Regions from separate parts of the Mus musculus genome. Here region 2 is linked to region 1. Evidence: chromatin loops called from intact Hi-C (ENCODE). Cell type or tissue: heart. All regions are shown on one strand. Each heading gives the region's core, and the rest is flanking DNA. Links, peaks and the distances in the headings are about the cores only.

Region 1 (10,481 bases), core at 902-8,901:
CACGACAAAGGCAACTTACTAATTAAAGTATTTAATTGGGGACTTGCTTATAGTTTCAGAGGGTGAGTCCATGACCAGTGGAAAACGTGGCGGCAGGCAGGCAGGCAGGCAGGCAGGCAGGCAGGCAGGCAGGCAGGCAGGCAGGCAGGCAGGCAGGCATGGTGCTTGGGCAGTAGATCTTATCTGCAAGTTGGAGGAAAGACAGAATGAGCCTGGCGTGGGCTTTCGAAACTTCAAAGCTCACCTCCCTCCTGTCCCCAGTGACAAAACCCCTCCAATAAGCCCATACCTCCTAACTCTTCTCAAAACATTTCTACAAATTAGAGATCAAACATTCAAATATATGAGCCTATGTATGTAGTGTGTGTGGTGCTTTTCATGTTACCTGATAGGGTCTGAAACCACCACACAGGGACTCTTTATACTGAATCTGGAACTCAGTGATTGGCTGGACTAACTGGCCAGCAAACACAGGCATCTTCCAGTCTCCACTCACTGGTACTCAGTTGTGGTGGTTTGGATAGGTTTGGTGGTGATAGACTCATGTATTTGAATGCTTGGCCCACGGAGAGTGGCACTATTAGGAGGCATGGCCTTGTTTGAGGACATGTGTTGCTCTCAGGGGGAGCTTTGAGATCTCTTCCTATGCTCAGCTCCACTCAGTGTGGAAGAGAGCCTCTTCTTGATTGGTTGTAGAAGACAGTTTCTTCCTGGGCTGTCTTTGGATCATGATGTAGAACGCTTAGCTCCTCCAGCACCAAGTCTGCCTGCATGCTGCCATACTTCCTGCCATGATGATAATAGACTGAACCTCTGAAACTGTAAGTCAGCTCCAATGAAATGCTTTCTTTTTATAAGAGTTGCCTTGGTCGTAGTATCTCTTCACAGTAATAGAACCCTAACTAAGAAACAGGCTTACACATTTGTGCTGTCACGCTCGGCTTGCTATGAGCGGTAGAATGTGAACTGCTTGCACGTCAGAATTTTACCACAGAGTTAGTCAGTGTAGCCAGGTTCTCTTCGAACTCACAATCTTCCGGCTTCCTCACAGGTTCTTGGATACATGCATGTGCTCTACCTGACTGGAGGAGATTTTAAAAATTTACAAACAATAAAGTGTTGTATAGCTTTAAAGGCAATTGTATATTGCATTTGTAATCCAAAATAGTGACAATCCATAGGGTACCCTGGAATTATCTATGCCCACCAGATACACAAGAATAGTATCTAGTACCTAATGTTTGTAGATTCTCGCTAGTACTGGCTCTCTTCCAGAACAATCCTCTCCTGAACAGGAGTTGGGGAAGGTTTAGACTGTTGGGTTTTTTGTTGTTCTTTTGCTTGTTTATTTTGGCTTTTCAAGATAAGGGTTTCTCTGTGTAACCTTGGCTGTCCTGGAACTTACCTTATAGACCAGGCTGGCCTTGAACTCAGAGATCTGCTTGCCTTTGCCTCCCAGTGCTGGGATTAAAGACGTGTGCCACCACTGCCCAGCGATCAGTAACTTTAGACTGTGACTACTCATGAATCTCCAGTGTTTCTGTCTGTAGCTCCTCGAATCTACCTGAAAAGCAAGCAAAAGTCAGAAGCAAATTTCTTTCTTTTTTTTCCTTCGAGACAGGGTTTCTCTGTGTAGCCCTGACTGTCCTGGAACTCACTCTGTAGACCAGGCTGGCCTCGAACTCAGAAATCTGCCTGCCTCTGCCTCCCGAGTGCTGGGATTAGCAAATTTCTACTTGGTATTCTGTATACAGATGAAGCATTTAGAAACACATATCTTTGATCTTTGTGAAATTATCGGCCAAGGAGAAAGGCTCTTTGGACTCACAGAAATGGAAATAATTCCTTTTCTGACATGACAACAAATGTCAAATATATTCGAAGATCATTTTCACAGGTATATATCTCAGTGACCAGCAGAGGGGGCCAAAGAGCTGTTGATGTCTACTCGCACAGCACACATGATAATGTTTAAACTTTGTATCCAGAAAGTATCATGGCTTTAATTTTTCTGACGGAAGTGAGGCTAATATATGCATAGAATTGTACAGGTATCTTGTTGCAAGAATCCCAAGAGTTATGAAAGAAATGCTTTTTACATACAAAAACAAGGCCACCAAACTACTAAATGATTCAGTAGATAGCTTCCCTCCTCCACATTCTCTCCAATTCCAGGGTCCAGAATCAGACATTTTAGACACTGACTTTACTTTGCCTTGGGGAAAAACATGTATTTTTTAAAAGTAATTTGACAACAAAACACACATTTAAAAATGTACCGAAGGGCCTGGTGGTGGCGGTGAATGCCTTTAATCCCAGCACTCAGGAGGCAAAGACAGGTGGATGTCAAGTTTGAGGCCAGCCTGGTCTATGGATCAAGTTCTAGTACAGCCAGGGCTACACAGAGAAACTATGTCCCCCCACTCCACTCCATCCCACTCTCTGGGGGAAAAAAAAGGTACCAAAGAGTCTTGGTGAATGACACCTTTCTTTCCCACTAGATCCTTAGCCGCCCCACTTCAATGAATGTCCACCTCTGTAAGGCAGTTTTAAAAATAAATCCTGCCATATATGACAAGTCCTTTAACAAATGTAATAATTCTTTAATATATATATACATATATATACATATACATATATATATATATATATATATATATATACACATATATATATATACACACATGCACACACACACAAAACTTTCAAATAGGAATTCAGGAGTCCTACCTCTGTTCCACAGAGGTGGTGTATTGATCATTGGTATATATATCTATCAGCAGACACTGACTACTGGTTACCAAGAGTGATCATAAGTGCAGGGCGGGCAGCAGTCCACAGTGGCATGATGGCAGACAAGGTTGTCTTACGCTCTCCATCCTCATCCCTTCTATAACTTTGCTGTTAGCTAATTCACGGGGCAGGCTGTGTGTTGTTTGATGAGAGAGCACAGAAGAAGGTTGAGCGCTAGGACCTTGGGGCATGTGTGCAGCATGCGCCCCTTTCCTTGGTGTCCCCTACCTAGCATCCTCTTCTCATTGATGGTTCTTCGTCCAAGTCCAAGTATACCCTGTCCTTGTTTGGGTTTCAATAGCTCGGAAGAGGAAACCATGGCCACAACAATTCTTACTTAAAAAAAAATGGCTTGCATTTCAGATAATGGTTTAATCTATTATCATCATGGCAGGAAACATCGCCTCGCACTCGCCTCTCTTTTATATATATCTTGATGCTACTTTTTCAAAAGCTCTGGGGTCAAGGTTCTATACATAAAACACTAGTCTCCAGATGCCTGATCTGGTTGGGAAATCACCGGAGCACTGAAGACTTCTCTCAGGCATAGCGTTACTTTCTTCTTAAACTATATTAGAGTAACCCAGATAGTGACTTACAGCCTGGCTTTATCATGTGGTCTTTCGAGTTTCCTCCTTGCTTGTGGGACTCAAGCAACCCAGTTTAGTGGGTGGTATCTGAGGGAGAGGCAGAAAGAACGTTTGTAAAAATTTCCTTTTAAACTGAATAATACAGGGCTATGTGTTGTGGCCATCCTTTTTATTGCACATGAGATCTCAAGAATGCACGCATAGCACATAACTGAAATTCTATACCCAGAAAGGACATTTATGTGCTAAGAAGTTGTCAGGTAAGTATTAGATTTTTAGAAGTATTATTTTAAAATTGGTATACACATCTTTACATATTTATCAGTACCACATGATGTCTTGATAAATGTACATTTTATGTGACGTTTACATGATGACAAACATGTCTGTCTTCTCAAATATTTGCAGTATTTTTGGTGAAGAAAAACAAAATGAAAGCACCCTAGCTTTCTTTTTAACTGTACAGCATATTTATTGTTCACAATGTTCACTCATATGTGTATGTTACATTTTCATAAGAGTCTATTATAACATGCACCAGGCATGATCGTGCATGCATGTTCCATTTGGGAGGATGAGGAAGGAAGATAGTGAGATCAAGGCCAGGCTGAGCTATATACTAAGATCCTGTGTTAGTAAACAGCAACGAAACTTGTGTCTTTAACTGACGTTTGTGATTCAATCTGCCTAGTGCAATGACAGTCCAAAAACCATTAACTTCCAGGAGACTGGAAGGGATGAAAGGCCACGTTAATCCAGGTGTGTTAAATGCCTTTTTAAAATTAAAAATCGAACACTAGAGGGCGGCAAAACACTGTCGGCAAAAATTCATTCGAGCTCCAAAGCTGTTTTCCTGTAAAAGAGGAGGTGTTTGCTGACTAGCGTCAAGAAAGAGCTGCCCTGATATTCAAGATGCTTCTCTGCACCCAGCCTCACTCAAATCTTTGTGCTTGCTTTGTGTTTTCCTCCACATCACCTCCCTGGCTCCATGATTTGCTTTCCAAGCACACACACTTGTAGGTAGTGTTTCTGCAGGGACCTCTCTCAGTTCATTTTCAAAGACTGCTAACTTTGGTCCTCTTAGGACATACTGAGTCTTCTGGGGAGAGGCAGCCTCTCTCTCTCTCTCTGTTACGGATTGTAAACCCTGGGGGGTGGGGTGGGGTGGGGTCCTGTGAGCGTGCTCATAGGGATGACCCTGTAGTGTCTCGAAGGATGCACTGGACAGTCAGAAAGCTGTGCTGGATTTGGCTCGGTGCTTCATTCTAATCCTGTTTCCTCTGCTTAAGATGGGACTGATAAGCCAGGATATCTTCTCAGTTGCCGCTTCTGATTCCCCCGTCTAAGTTGTGGGAGAAAAGACGTGCCACATTTGGCTGTATATGATGGCTGAGTGTGGTCACTGCTGGCAGAGAGTGGAGCTCTGTCTCCGGGACTCACATGGTTGGTACTGGGTGATATATTCTGGTAAAAACATCTAATAGAGGTGCCAACTGAGCTTGGAGCACTGGGTTATGATGGCGGTCTCTCATGAGTTATGCAACCTTGAGTGAGTTCCGTAACCTCTCCTCCCTCACTTATAAAACGAAGTCATTCTAGAGAGTGTCTCTTAAGGAAAATTGTGCCCCTGAATCAGATTTGAAGTAGATCCCAGACTTCACCTTCTTCTACTAAATTATATTTTTCTTAGTGTTGGTCTGTGGTATAGATTTGTGGCAGGGAGAAGTGTAACTGGGGTTTGCTCCCAAGACACGAATATCCATGCTAGATCATTGCTAGTATTCCCGTTCACTGTCCGTCTGTCTGTCCATCCATCCACCCACAATCTATCAAAAATGCTGCAAGTCTATTTTGAATTCAAATAAGTTTCCAAGAAAATTACTTAAACTAGTCTGTGCGAGCGCGCGCACATGCACACGCGTGTGCACACACACACACACACACACACGCTCACACACGCACACACACAGGGTGGAGCAGTTAGTATATTACAGCCGCTGTAGTGACAGGATCTTGGTTAGGCTACACTGACATCAAAACTTAGTTTTTAAACCTCAGTGACTTGACTGCACATGACACAATGGGCCCCACCTACTGGATACAGGAGCTGGGACATTTACTCAAATGGCTGAGTGATAGAAGTCTTAGAAGGAATGGGTGTCTCAGCGCCAGCACCTGCCACCTATCAGCAGGCTAATTTTGGGAACGTGTTTCATTTCCTGTCTCCAGGAGTTGTTATCCTTCAAAGGGAATTATAAAGCCTCAATGCTTGTTTCCTAGCTTGAAGATTAGGTCTCAATGCATCAAGCTCTGCGTTCATTCTGAAGGGCAATGCCATTCAACACAGCCTCTGTACCATGCTACCACGTCAAGCCAGAGCTCTGATTCTGAGGCGGTCTTAGCTGACTCTAGCAAAGGCAGCAACAGGCCCACTTAATCTGAGTTTGTGACTGCTGTATGATCTCTCCCTGTTTTCTCTTTCTCTTTCCGAGGACTCCAATAGCCCCAAGCACCTCACCCAAAGTTGCTTCTCCCGACATGGGATGTTCATCTTATTCACTAAACACTGTACCCCATCGTCCAGAAAACCTCAACCGAAGCCTGCCCCATTATGGTTGTTTACTTCTTTTGTGAATATAAGGTTTCATGGTTGTCTTAGTCAGGGTTTCTATTCCTGCACAAACATCATGACCAAGAAGCAAGTTGGGGAGGAAAGGGTTTATTCAGCTTACACTTCCATACTGCTGTTCATCACCAAAGGAAGTCAGGACTGGAACTCAAGGAGGTCAGAAAGAAAGAGCTAATGCAGAGGCCATGGAGGGATGTTCTTTACTGGCTTGCCTCCCCTGGCTTGCTCAGCCTGCTCTCTTATAGAACCAAGACTACCAGCCCAGAGATGGCCCCACCCACAAGGAGACTTTCCCCCTTAATCACTAATTGAGAAAATGCCTTACAGTTGGATCTCATGGAGGCATTTCCTCAACTGAAGCTCCTTTCTCTGTGATAACTCCAGCTGTGTCAAGTTGACATGAAACTAGCCAGTACAAGGGTGAACTGGGCTTCAAAGAACTTCTGTGGTTTATTTGGGATTGTCTTTCTAAGGAAACAGGGTGAGGAAGAGGGGAAGGGAGGAAGAGGGGAAGGGAGGAAGAGGGGAAGGGAGAGGGGGGAAGGGAAGGGAGAGAGAGAGAGAGAGAGAGAGAGAGAGAGAAAGAGAGAGAGAGAGAGAGAAATATGCAGAAATTCTGACCAGCCTGCCCTTGACTCTGTGACCCTTCCTCCATGCCAGGAGACTTCATACCTCTGTCTTGAGCCTCAGGTGAAACTTGAAAAATTCTTTGCATGTTCAAGGTCTTTCTTTCTTTCTTTCTTTCTTTCTTTCTTTCTTTCTGTCTTTCTACAGCAAAAACAGGGGTGGATATTTTATAAGAGACAACACAACAGCGTATTTACCGAGGAGGCATTTTGAGGTCAGACTAACGTAGGAAATGTGTCTGATCTCTCTCTCTCTCTCTCTCTCTCTCTCTCTCTCTCTCACACACACACACACACATACACACGCACGCATGCACGCATGCACACACACATGCACGCATGCATATACACACATGCATGCACACACACACACACACACACACACACACACACATACTGGATGGCTCCTGAGGAACCTGGAATCCTGCCTCAAAGTGAAGAGGATACACAGACAAAGGGGTCACTTGTGGTACTGATGCTCTGAGGAAGGGAAAATCTACAGCACAGACAGGCTAAGAATGACTGCCCCCCCCCCTGCCTTGATTTGTGCATGACAAAAGACTGTGCACTGCTGTCTGTCAGTGGCAGTCTCTCCTTCAGACTGCTCCCTGTCTCTCTCTCTGTGCACCTAAGGAATAAATAATAGGGAACTCATTTTTGCATGGGAAAGCCGTGAATACCTTATTTGAATGTTGCTGGGTTCTGTCTGTCCGTCTGCTGTTGGCTTGGGAAGCCACACAAGGATCAGAGTTAGATGGACCACAGCAAATGCTTCCCCAGGGCCAGTGCCCCAGCCAGGAGTCTTTGCCCTTCCTAAGTTTCTGATTGACTGCTCCATTCCTTAGAGTCCCGATAGAGCAATTGGAAGCTATGTTTCTTGAACTGGGGACCGCCATACAGCTAACTCTGTGCGATTTTATTTCATATATATCAATGCATTCCACAGTTTCTTTGGCTTCTGTCAGAATTTTAGTCCAGGGCTCAGACCTGAGCCTTATTGTAAGGACAAGGGGTGAATGGTGGTGTTGTCCCCTGCTCTGTCTCTAAGATGCCTTAACTATGTTATGTCTAGAATGCGTTGTATAGTCAGGGTTGTCCTTGAACTTATAGTTCTCCTCCATCTGACTCCCAAATGCTGGAATATAAGAATGTGTCACCTCGATTACAGAGGTACAATTTTACCTCGTGTCATGTGCTGGACTTTGGATTTAAAAAGCTTAATTTGCAAAAATAACTTGAGACTTAATACGATATTTTCTTTTGGAGAAGATTTTATTTGACTCTCACTAGGTGCCTGGAGGTGTTTAGATATAGAATCCAGTGTCATGTTACTTGAACTGAGAAACTGAGACCTGCAGGCAAGCAACACACACACACACACACACACACACACACACACACACACACACACACGTGGTCCTCTCTAGGATACAGCCCTTGGGAAGCCCCGCCCCCAACCTCGGGAAGCCCCGTTCACCCAGCACTGGCATCTCCTGAGAGTCTTCTTTTTCTTCCTGGTATTTTCATAAAATGACAAACGTACTGTCTTGTCTTCTGTCTGCCTCGCAGGGGCAGTGACAGCCCTAGATGTAGGTCCTGCGTCTCCAAATTTCCAGTTTCCCCTAGACCATTGCCAAGCAATTGCTCACTCTCTCGCTTGCTATTTGATCCTTTCATGAAAATATTTTTGTGTGTTTCATCTGACTTTGAAAGTTGTCTTCAGGATCCTCTAGTCTGCTGTAAATGGAAATAGAGTTCGGGAGAAGGTCTGTGAAGGCTGGCTTGCGTTTGTTTCCACAGGGAAAAATTCCAGTTGCTTTCTCTGTTCCTAAGCCCAACAGAATCAACTCTGAGTTCACCAGAGCCCTTAACTGCACAGAGCCTCACTGGAACACAGAGCCTGTCATAGGAGCATAGGACCTGGGATTCTGGGGTCCTCGGTTACAGAGTTAAAATACAATTTGGATGAGAGCAGTGCAACTTAGCAGCTCACTATGACAGTCTCACCTTGGCACACAAACCCTCACCCTGTGAGATTCGAGGAAAGGACCTGCTGGTTAAGAGAAAACAGAGAAACTTCCCAGACCTACCAGACCTGGGCTGAGGCTGGAATTCTAGAACGCATATTCACTTTGAGCCCTCTCCAGACCTGAGCTGGGGCTCACACACAAGAAACAGACACTCTCACACTGCCTCGTGCTACAGCTCATGCATGCGTGGGTGGGTGCGTGCGTGCGTGTTGAATGGTCACACGTGTTTCTTCCACTGGCTTTCAAATGTTTGCATGCCACTGGGTTAGAGCAGAGTGTGTTCCAGTATAGAGTGCCGATCCCACCGAGAGTTTCTGATTCAGAACATCTGGGCTGGAACCTAGAATGCGCATTTCATACAAACTCTCAGGTGATGCTGTGGGGTGGAGGGCCACACCTAGAGAATCTCCAGTCTTCTGAGGGTGGGAAATTGTAATCCACCCACCTTGGGTTTTCACATTAACCAGATGCTCAACTCAGTTCAGTGAGTCACACTTATGTAATATTCATGGTTCTAATAATGTAGCTCCTCTCTCTCTCTCTCTCTCTCTCTCTCTCTCTCTCTCTCTGTAATGAGGATTGAGCCCCAAGGCTTCACACACACCAGGTCTCTCTGCCTCTGAGCTACATCCCTAGCTCTTAACTGTTTTGATATGTTAACTTTTGATATGTTGATTAACATTGCTTTCTTTCTTTCTTTCTCCCGTTGCTGCTGCATTGTTGTGTTTGATATTGGAAGTTCCTATAGGGCACTGCAAAGGGTTTTATTCTACTCACAGTTTCATATAACAGTTTATTAGAAAAAGCAGTAAGGGCAGGAACTCAAGCAGGGCTGGCACCTGGAGGCCGGAGCTGATGAAGAGGCCATACTTACTGGCATGCTCCCCGGTAAGTATGCTGGGGATGCTTGCTCAGCCTGCTTTCCTATAGAATCCAGGACCACCTGCCCAGGGATGGTCCCCTCCACAATGGGCTGCTCCGCTCTCATCACTAATTATGAAAATATCCCACAGTTTGGCTCATAGCCAGATTTCTCAGTGGAGGCTCCCTCCTCTCCACTGTCTCTAGTTTGTGTCAAGTTGTCATAAAACTAGCCAGCACACATGGGACCAGGATGCTGGTAGAAAGAACAGGACCCATATGTATATAGGATGGGGCATAGGCAACGTACTAGCCAGGTACTTGCTGGCTGTTGTGAGACCTCACAATCCTGCATCCTCTTGAGGTAGAGGCTACTTCCTGTCTGCTCTGATGCTGAATTAGATGTTAGGGTTACAGGACTACAGTATTTCAGTTTAGTGAAGTTCATCAAATGATGGACCGTCTGCCTGACATCTCTCAGGGAAGCGGAGAAAGAAATGAAACGTAATTTGCGTTACTTCAATTCTGTTGGCAATGCAAGGCGGTGGCGCGGAGGGCAGAGGCCAAGGGTGAATAAGGAAATGGACTGTGAACTTTTCAATACACATGGGGACACTTTAGTGAGTCAAAGAAGCTGCTAAACACTTCAGTGGGAGAGTGGAAAGAAGGCTGTGGGGTTGCTCTCTTATGGAGGGCTGTGAGAGCAAGTATATCTCAGGTGGTCAGTGGACGATGGCTAGGGGCTTGATAGAGCTCTAACAGCAAGCTGCTTAGTGAACGATTGCTTGGTTGACCTTTCTTTCTGTTTCCCTTCCTTCCTTCCTTCCTTCCTTCCTTCCTTCCTTCCTTCCTTCCTTCCTTCCTTCCTTCCTTCCTTCCTTCCTTTGTCCCTCCCTTCCTCCCTTCTCTCCTTGCTTTCTCTTTCAATTTTGTTCATTGGTTTACAAGACAA
Region 2 (10,481 bases), core at 1,618-9,617, 1.0 Mb after region 1:
ATAATCAATGAAGCCATGAAACCAAGAGCTGGTTCTTTGAGGAAACCAACAAGATAGAAAAACCCTTACTTAGCCAAAGTAACTAGTGGGCAAAGAGAATAGCCAAATTAATAAAATCAGAAGTAAAAAGGGAGACATAACAACAACAAAAAAAAAAAAAAAAAAGAAAGAAAAAAGAAAAGAAAACCACCAAGGAAATCCAAATGATCGCTAGGTCTTTCTTCAAAAGCATTTAATCCTCAAAGTTAGAAAGAAATGGGCAATCTTACAGATAGATACCACTTACCAAAGTTAAATCAAGGTCAGATAAACAAAATAAATAGACCTATAGCCCCTAATGACTTTCAAAGAGGTAATAACAATACTCTTCAAACTATTCCACGAAATAGAAACACTGCCAAACTCATTGTATGAGGTCATAGTTGCCCTGATACCTAAAGCACACAAAGACTCATAAAAGAAAAAGAATTTCAGACCAATTTTCCTTATGAACATTGATGCTAAAATACTCAATAAGAAACACTCTCAAGACAAATCCATGAAGACATTAAAATGTCATCCACCATGATCAAGTAAGATTCATCGCAGAGAGGAAGGTGTGGCTCAACATATGGAAACCCATCAACATAATCCACCATATAAACAAACTGAAAGAAAACACAAAATGTGATCATCTCATTAGGTGCTGAAAAAGCCTTTTGACAAAATCCAACATCCCTTCATCATAAAGTCTTGGAGACATTATGGGTACAGGGCACATACCTAAACACTATAAAGGTAATATACAGCAAACCAATAGTTAACATCAAATTAAATGGAGAGAGACTCAAAGCTACCTCATAAAAAATCAAGGACAAGACAAGGCTTTCCACTCCTTCCATATCTATTCAATATTGTTCTCAAAGTCTTAGGCAATAAGACAACTAAAGGAGACTGAGGGATTACAAGTTGGAAAAGAAGTCAAAGTATTGCTATTTGCAGATGATATGATAGTATACATAACTGACCCCAAAAATTGTACCAGGGAATTCCTACAGCTGATAAATACCTTCATCAAAGTGGCTGGATACAGAATGAACTAAACAAATCAGTAAGTATCTTTTATACAAATGATATATGTGGTTGAGAAAGAAAGTAAGGAAACAACAGCCTTCACAAATAATATAAAATATCTTAGTGTAACTCTAACCAAGCAAGGGAAAGACCAGTATGACAAGACTTCATGTCTCCAAAGAAAGAAACTGAAGATACCAAAAGATTAAAAGCTATCCCATGCTCATGAGTTACTAAAAGCTATCTACAGATTAAATGGAATTCCCATCATAGTCCAACACATTTCTTTATAGACCTTGAAAGAATATTCATCTTCATATGGAAAAACAAAATCCTAAGATAGATAAAACAATCCTATACAATAAAAGAACTTCTGGAGATATCACCACCTCTGGCTTCAAGCTGTACTATAGAGCAATAGTAATAAAAACTGTATGGTACTGGCATAAATATAAACAGGTTGATCAATGGAATCCACCCAAAGACTCAGGTGTTAATCCGCACACCTAGGACACTTGATTTTTGACAAAAAAAAAAAAAAAAAAAAAAAAAAAAGCCCAAAGCATACAGTGGGGGAAATTAGCATCTTCAACAAATGATGCTGGTCCAACTGGATGTCAGCATGTATGGTGCAAACAAATCCATAATCATCGTCCTGCACAAAACTCAAGTCCAAGGTGAGTCAAAGAACTCAACATAAAACCAAACACACTGAACTCAATAGAAAGGAAGTTAGGGAATAGTGTTGAACTCATTGCCACAGAAGACGACTTCCTGAATGGAACACCAACTGGGCAGACACAGAGCAACAATTATCAATGGGACATCACGAAACTGAACAGCTTCAGTAAGGTGATGGACACCATCAAAGGGACAAAATGTCAACCTACAGAATGGGGAAAGATTTTCACCAACCCCACACCTGACAGGGGGCTGATATGTAAATATATAAAGAACTTGAGAAACTAGATATCAACAAACCAAATAGTATATTTCAAAAATGGGGTATGGACATAAACAGAGAATTATCAACAGAGGGATCTCTAATAGCTAAGGAACACTTTTAAAATATTCATCATCTTAAGCCATCAGGGAAATGCAAGTCAAAAGACTCTGAGAGTCCATCTTAGACATGTCTGGATGGCTGAGATCAAAGACACAAGTGACAGCCCATGCAGGTGAGGATGTGGAGTGAGGGAAACTCTCCATTGATGGTGAAAGTGCAAACGTGTACAGCATCTCTGGAAATCAATGTGGAGATTTCTCAGAAAATTGGGATTCCATTTACCTCAAGACCCAGATAAACCACTTCTGGGCATGTACCTAGAGGATGCTCCCCCACCCCACAAAGACACTTGCTCAACTTCACTCATAGCAACTTTATCCATAATAACCAGAAACTGGAAACAACCTAGATGTCCATCAAGTAAAGAATGGATAAAGGAAATGTGTCACATCTGTACAACAGAATACTATCCAGCTATCAAAAACAAGGACATAATGAATCTTGCAGGCAACTGGATGAAACTTGAGAAAATCATCCTGAGCCAGAAAGAGTACTCACTTATAAGTCGATGCTATCCTTAAAGTAAAGGCTACCCATGCTACATTTCACAAATCCCCAAAGCATCAAGGAGGGCTCAAGGAGAAGGACACTTGGATATCACTGAGAAGGGGAAACAGAATAGACATTCTGGGTGGATGGGGAGAGTATATTGGACTAGACAGGGGTAGGGGTGAGGATAGGAACAGGAGGAATCAGGTGTGAGGAGTATGAAGGGAGAGAGGACTGGGAAAGACTCCTGGAATGTGGTGGGTCATCTCTGGGATGAGCTAGAAACATGTGCAGTGGAAACTCCCAGGAATCAATGAGGGCGATCTTAGCTAAGACTCCTAGCCATGGGGGATACAGAGCCTGGACCGGGCATCTCTAACCAGGCAAGACTTCCAGTGGAGGGATTGGGACAACAACTCAGCCACAAAAGCTTCAACCTACAGTTTATCCTGCCAACATGATGTGCTGGGGGTAAAAGTGCAGAAATTGTGGGAGTGGCCAACCAATGATTAGTCCAGCTTGAGACCCCAAGCCATGAGAGAGAACCATCTCTGATACTGCCTGGAGGGCCAGGACCCTGAGACTGGATAGCCTAGACCCACGCTAGAACTAAACATGAATGGTTAAAAAAAAAAAAGTCAATGATATTCTGCTATACTCACAAATGGGCATATAGCCCAGTTCTCATCAGAGAGACTTGAGGTAGCAATTGATGGAAACAGATGCAGAGACTCACACCCAAACATTAGGCAGGGCTTGGGGAATCTGAGGACGAGGGGAAGGAAAGATTATAGGAGCCAGGTGGCTCAAGGACACCACAAGAAAACCCACAGTGTCAGCTAACCTGAGTTCATAGGCGCTCAGAGAGACTTCAATCGGGAAGCCTGCATGGGACTGACCGAAGCCCTACACACATACATTATAGTTGTATAGTCTGCCCTTCTTGTGGAACTATTAACTGTGGGAACAGGCTCTGTTTCTGACACTACTGCCTGCTTATGGGTCCCTTCTCTCTCTCTCTCTCTCTCTCTCTCTCTCTCTCTCTCTCTCTCTCTCTCTCTCTCTCCCTCCCTCTCCCTCTCCCTCTCCCTCTCCTTTCCCTTCTCCCTCTCCCTCTCCCTCTCCCTCTCCCTCTCCCTCTCCCTCTCCTTTCTCTTCTCCCTCTCCCTCTCCTTCTCCCTCTCCCTCTCCCTCTCTCTCTCTCTCTCTCTCTCTCTCTCACACACACACACACACACACACACACACACACACACACGCACATACACACTGGGTTGCCTTGTGCAGCCTTCATAGAAGAGGAAGCACCTAGTCTTATTGCAACTTGAGGTGCTGTGGTTGGCTGATATTCATCAAGGCTGGCCCTTTTCTGAAGAAAAAGGAAGGAGGACTGGATGTGTGTGGAGGGAGAGGGAGTGGAGAGAGGAAGTGTGGGGAGGGAACTGGGAGGAGAGGAGGGCGGGGAAGCTGCGGTTGGGATGTAAAATAGATAAAACATTTTAAAAAGGAACTTTGATTCACCAAACGAACGCCTAAATGACAAAAGACAAGCTGTATGTGTGTTAGAATGGAAAGAGGCAGGTTAAAATTGTTACACGTTTATTTGAGCATTCAAGAATCAGCAGCCAGACTCAGGCCCTGCCCTTTAGGTGGCACAGTGCTGGAGAGCTTGTCCTTAGGACATGAGTGCAGGCCCCGCCCCTCACCTGGGCAAAGTGGGGGAGCTGGTGGCACAGGGGCAGAAGAGCTAAAGTGCTGCCCAGCTGAGCTACCAGCAGGCCCTGAATTGGCCCACCCCAACATCTAACCCACCTATGAACTGCCGGAACACGTGACAGGGGCCAGCCTTGCAGACCAAAGCTGCAGGATCTCCATGACACAGGACAGCAATGGGATATCTGAGAGGAGTCCCAGTGAGGACCCAGTATTGATAGTGTGGCAGAAGCCAGAGGCCTCACACTAGACCAATGACTCAATGCAGGGAACATTTCAAGTTAAGATGTGTGAATAGAAGAGTATAGTGTGGGGCAGACCATTACACACTGCAACTTCCAAGTTTCACTGCTTGAATTGAAAGTCCTTATGCTACTGAATGTTTGTAGGTATTCCTTCCCAGTCACCAGACGATGTCAGAAAAATCAAGGTCCTCTCTTGGAGTTTTTTGTTTGGCTAATAAAATAATATTAGAGCAGATTCAAACACAAGTTCTAGGCCTGCCTCTGCTTCCCAAGTGCTGGGATTAAAAGTGTGTACCACCCCCCAGCTTGTTTTAAAAAAACAAACAAACAAACAAAAAACAAAACAAAAAAAAACAATAAAAACAAAAAACAAAAACAACTCTAATAAAATTGTCCATTAATTCCAGGCAAGGAAAACATTTCTGATGATCACGTGTCCTGAGGAAAGTGATTCCCTAAGGAACACTTCAATATGTAGGTGTGCTTCTAAGGTTTTAGGCTGAGATTTGGATGTGTTGGACTCTGAGTTGCAATGGGTATCTTGCTATTATAGTCTATTCCTGGTACTATAAAACAGTGATTTTATTTGGATGATCTGTAAACAACAGAAATACATTGCCCTCATTTCTAAAGGCTGGAAGCCCAAGATCCAGCAGACTCTGTCACAGCTTTCTTGCTGAGTCCCCAAGGGTGAATGGGATCCAGGATACTTCCTGCAATCCCTTTTGTAAAGTTACTACTCCCTTTCAAGAAAGCAGAACTTGCCAGGCAGTGGTGGCGCACGCCTTTAATCCCAGCACTTGAGAGACAGAGGCAGGCAGATTTCTGAGTTCGTGGCCAGCCTGGTCTACAGAGTGAGTTCCAAGACAGCCAGGGCTATACAGAGAAACCCTGTCTCTCGAAAAGCTAAAAAAAAGAAAAGAAAACAGAACTCATACGACCTCGTGGGTATTGGGTCCAACACACACCAGCTTTTGGAGGATAGCATTCAACTTCAGAGACTCCAATCCTGAAGCCAAGAAGAAAGCAAGCTTTGTATTATATTCCTCCGAAAACACGTAATTAGACTTTGAAATTTAACATCCAACACTTTGTAAATGAGCTTCCAAAGAGATAAAGGGTTAACTTTTGGGTTTAAATATTAAACACAATAAACACCCTCCCTCAACCCCCGAGGTGTTTATTTTGGCAGGCCAGCTCTTGGTAATTTGATTAAAACAAACAAACAAACAAACAACAACAAAAAGCCTTATCATAAGTGTATCAAAATAACTGGTCAAAAGTCACCTTTATCTTATCACTGGTTCACGTATTTGTGGTAATTTTTGTCATCTATTTTCTGCACACACTTTTTTTTTTTCAGCAATCTCTCATGATTGTGCACTATTGAACTGGGAACCTCGACTCTATTGACTGGACTTCGACTGCCCTCTGCTGGTCAATGTTGAAAATGACAAGCATCGCTAAGGTTAAAGCTGCTTAGAAAAGATATAATTAAGATCAAAGCAAAACTCACTCAGACACATAGAACAAACAAACAAACACCCTAGCCAGCAGGGTGGTAGGTGGAAGCTTCCTGTTGACTGCCATCTTGGTTTCTCCATGTTCTCTCCCATAGGCATGTGGTGTCTTCAGCAATATGGTCTTACCATCAAGTCGTAGGGGTAACCAAGCCCTGGCAATGGCTTCTAGTGCTCAGATCAGTCTATGGGACCCTTTTAGCCAATAACTCAAAAAGATATAACGTATTTCTGGTGCTGCGGTTTTATTTGGTAGCATGTGATGTCCAGTCAGAGTATTGCCTCCTACGTAATGTAGTAACTCCATTTAGATTCCTTTTATTTATGTATAGATTTTAAGACGTTTCTTCACCAGTAGTCTTTCAAAGCATTCTGAATGTTAGGTGTCGCTCTCATATTCCCTAATCTACCCTGGCCCCATCCCTCACCCCGTTCATTCTCCTCTTCTAGTTTCCCTTTATCCCTTCATGTTCTATTTCACTTCCTGTAAGATTCTTATCTTCTCCTGATCTACTTAACCTCTGTGAGTATTCCAAATGGAACTCACAAGTCTAAAGTGTAAAAGCTAACATCTACCAAAAAAGGGAAAGAAAGAAAGAAAACACACACATGTCTCACTGGGTCTGGGTTAGCCCACCCAAGCTGATTGCTTCTAGCTCCACCCCTTTACCTGGGAATTTCATTTCTCTTAATAGTCGATGTCATCCCATTATGTCAGTGTATCACATTTTCATTGTCCGTTGTCAGTTGATGGGCACCTTGACAGTTTCCAGCTTCAGGCTGTAATGAAGAGAGTAGCAATGAGCACAGATGAGCACATGTCTCAGTAGTAAGGTGAGAAAGTTGTGTGTGTGTGTGTGTGTGTGTGTGTGTGTGTGTATGTGTGTGTTTGTATGTGTGTGTGTGTATGTATGTTTATGTTTATGTGTGTGTATGTTTATGTGAGTGTGTATGTATGTATGTATGTATATGTGTGTATGTGAATGTGTGTGTATGTGTATGTATGTATGTGTACATGTGTATGTGTTTGTGTATATGTGTATGTATGTGTATGTGTGTGTATATGTATATGTGTATGTGGGTATATATATATATATATATATATATATATATATATATATATATACCCTACAAGCTACAAGGATAGCCTGCTTACAAGATATATCCACCAATGCAATTGAGGCACAGATGTTAGGTAAATAACCAACCACTTTTAAAAGTTGAATTTAAGGCCCATCCCATGAGATGGAACCTGATATTGTTAATAAGGCCAAGCATCTAAAGCTAGATCACCCATGGGCTCTAGGAGAAAACTTCCCATTATTTATTTTGCCAAATGAACATAGCAATGCACACTGCTGTACCCATAGATCAGCTCATCACTCAAGCTTCACCAGAGAAGTTGTTTCTTGCAGCAGATAATAACACAGCAATTCCCATCCTGCAGAGAGCAGACTTTGGAGTGCTCGGCATGAAAAGGTTGTCTTGATTACACCCCTTCCCCAAAAGCTCAAGAATTTATACAGAAGAGAGGGCAGAAAGTTTATAAGATATAATGGGGCTGGTATACATATGAACTCACAGAGAGAGACGGTGACAGCGTGCCTAAGACCTGAACAAGCTCATGCTGAACGAAATCTCAATGCTGCTAAGGAAGTCAACCCAAAGTCCTACTCCCAGCCAAGAAGGTGTTCACAACTGATAGCTCCTGGTAGAGGGGAATTCAGTTTTCTTCAATATTGTGACACTGGGTGTATCTACCACACTCCAGGGCAGGCTCCATGCTCAGGAGTAATTGGCCAACAGAAATTAGACTTCATGGTTTTTTAGAACTGACTCATTAATATGCTTGAAGAATGTCTTAGTTATTTTTCTACTCCTGTGGCAAAATGCCATGACCAAGACAACTTATAAAATAAATCACTCAATTGGGCATATTATTTCAGCTGTTCCATGATGGAGGTACAAAGGCACAGGAGCTGGGATAGCTAGCTGTGAGCTCACATCCTGATCTGTAAGCAAAAGGGAGAGAGAGGAATGCTGGGGATGATGCCAGCCTTTTGAAACCTCAGAGCCCTCCCCAAGTGACACATCTCAAACCACAAGGCCACAAATTCTAATCCTTCCCCAATAGTTCTACCATCTGGGGACCAGGTATGCAACCATATGAGCCTGTGGGGGCCCTTCTCATCCAAACCACCATGTATTAACTAAAAACATTTCATTAGTCAATACATTGCAAATAAAATATGATATATTTAAAAATTCATCCTCAAATCACAAAAAGCACATCTTCCTATAATACAAAACTTCTACAAAGAGGGTAAAGGGTTGATAAAACAAAACAAAACAAATATCTCTTATGTTTGCTTAAATTCATTTAAAGCAAACAAGCTGGGATTAAAAAGTATATTGAGATGCCTACAAAACTAGTAAAACATGACAGTTTGTGGCCAAGTTATACTGATGAAGTGTTGATTCACATACATTCCATACACTGGGAATGGAGGTTAGTTCAATCTTGGAAAAAGGCAAGTTGGTTGAATGTGTGTGTGTGTGTGTGTGTGTGTGTGTGTGTGTGTGTGTGTGTAAGAAAAACAGACTCACTCAAAAGTTATCTAATGAATAGGACCTTATATGTACAATGATGTCTGTCCTGTCCTGCGTTAGCAAATGACTAACCAAACCCAAGGTGAGTTTTGTATGGAGTTATTGAAAAGCAAGCCAGGCTGGCTAGTTTTATGTCAACAAGCTAGAGTCATCTGAGAGGAGGGAACCTCAATGGAAAATGCCTCCATCAGATCAGGCTGTAGGCAGGAAAGCATGTAGGGCATTTTCTTAATTAGTGCTTGATGTGGGAGGGCCCAGCCCATTGTAGGTGGGGCCATCTTGGATTGGTGATCCTGGATTCTCCAAGAAAGCAGGCTGAGAAAGCCATAAGGAACAAGCCAGTAACCAGCACTCCTCCGTGGCCTCTCCATCAGCTCCTGCCTCCAGGTCTTGCTGGTTGAGTTCCTGTCCTTACATCGTTCGATGGTGAACTGTGCCGTGGAAGTATAAGCTGAATAAACCCTTTCCTCTTTGGGTTTATCACAGCAGTAGCCACCCTAACTAGGACATAGCCATGCCCATTTGCTCGCACAGACTTGTACTGTCCTGCAATAGTAGAGTTGGGCTGTGACAGATTATCGGTTTCCAAAGCCTCGAGTGTTTACACACAGACATCCACAGAAACAAACAGCTTCCCCGTGGTGCTCAAGGCTTTCAGTACAACATCGCTGATTTAGAAATAATAATCTCCTGAGGTCCTATAAATAGAATATGGATTACATGAATGACGATAAACTCACACAATGGTATTGAAGGCAGTTGTGAAAACAGAACTCAAACCATGGCAACGATTGATATGGAAGGATCTCAGACACAAACAGTGTGAAATTCAAGTATAAGGCAAAGTGTGTGTAAAGCACGGTTCCATAGAATAAGAAAGGAGTGAGGAAGGATATGTTTCTAATAGTCTTTTTAAAAATTGGATATTTTATTTGTTCACATTTCATGTTATCCCCTTTCCCGGTTTCCCCTCTGCAAACTCTCTATCCTATCCCCCCTTACCCTGCTTCTATGAGGGTGCTCCCCCACCCACCTATCCACTCCTGCCTCACCACCGTAGCATTCCCGTACACTGGGGCATCAAGCCTTCACAGGACCAAGGGCCTCCCTTCCATACATAGAACATAAGAATTTCAAGAATGTCTGGTATTTAGTCTTTGATAATTTTATACAAGAATACAATGTGCTTTGATCATATCCATCCTGCCCCCATTATCTCCTTCCAAGCCTGCAGAACCTCCCCTCTCAACTCCATCATCACTTCATTAATATTATAGTTATTATTATTAATAATCCCTTGTATCTGATTAGAACTATCTATCTGTGCACAATATAGGGCCATCCACTGAGGCATGGACAATTTACTGGTGGCCACATCCCCAAAGGAAAAACAACTCTCTTTCCATTGATAGCCATTAACTACTGAAAACTCCCTGTCAGGGGTGGGGATTTGACAGCCCCTTCTTGATCAGTGCCAAAACCAGCTTGGTCGTGTGCAGGTATCTTGCAGGTGACCTCGGCTGTTGTGAGAATTGTGTGAAACAGCAATGTTGTATCCAGAAGTCAGCACTTCACAGCTCCCTCCCCGTCCTCCAGAGCCTACATTCCTTCCAGTGTAGATTCATATTTCTTATATTTATATTTTGATAACTTTATATATGAGACCTGTATCTACGGCATCCTTCCCCTCCCTCTCCTTCTTGTTTCCTTCCATGTTCCCTCTGCTTCTCAAATTCATAGCCTTTTATTCTTTAATTATAATTATTACAAATGCACACCTAGATG

What was found. Peaks named below come from ENCODE experiments on the same cell type or tissue, not always from the same donor. Only the 100,000 strongest peaks of a DNase experiment are listed, where the experiment ranks them.
Region 2: a loop joins it to region 1, with 6 times the contacts of the local background. A loop is called at or near these places in 41 of 42 quality-filtered maps.

The regions. Positions count from the first base shown.
Region 1 is chr13:111,404,797-111,415,277 of GRCm38, reverse strand. No RefSeq gene overlaps it. Among named protein-coding and RNA genes, the nearest start is that of Gpbp1, 80 kb to the left of the region's middle. In heart, for the core only: CTCF peaks have their summits at 1,914 (motif pointing right) and 4,177 (motif pointing right); no DNase peak of the experiment used is centred there; H3K27ac peaks cover 511 bases.
Region 2 is chr13:110,378,250-110,388,730 of GRCm38, reverse strand. Gm41058 (a long non-coding RNA gene) reads right to left here. Exons shown (of 3, transcript XR_873950.2): 2 at 6,757-6,866; 3 at 5,448-5,575. Among named protein-coding and RNA genes, the nearest start is that of Plk2, 12 kb to the left of the region's middle. In heart, for the core only: a CTCF peak has its summit at 6,004 (motif pointing left); no DNase peak of the experiment used is centred there.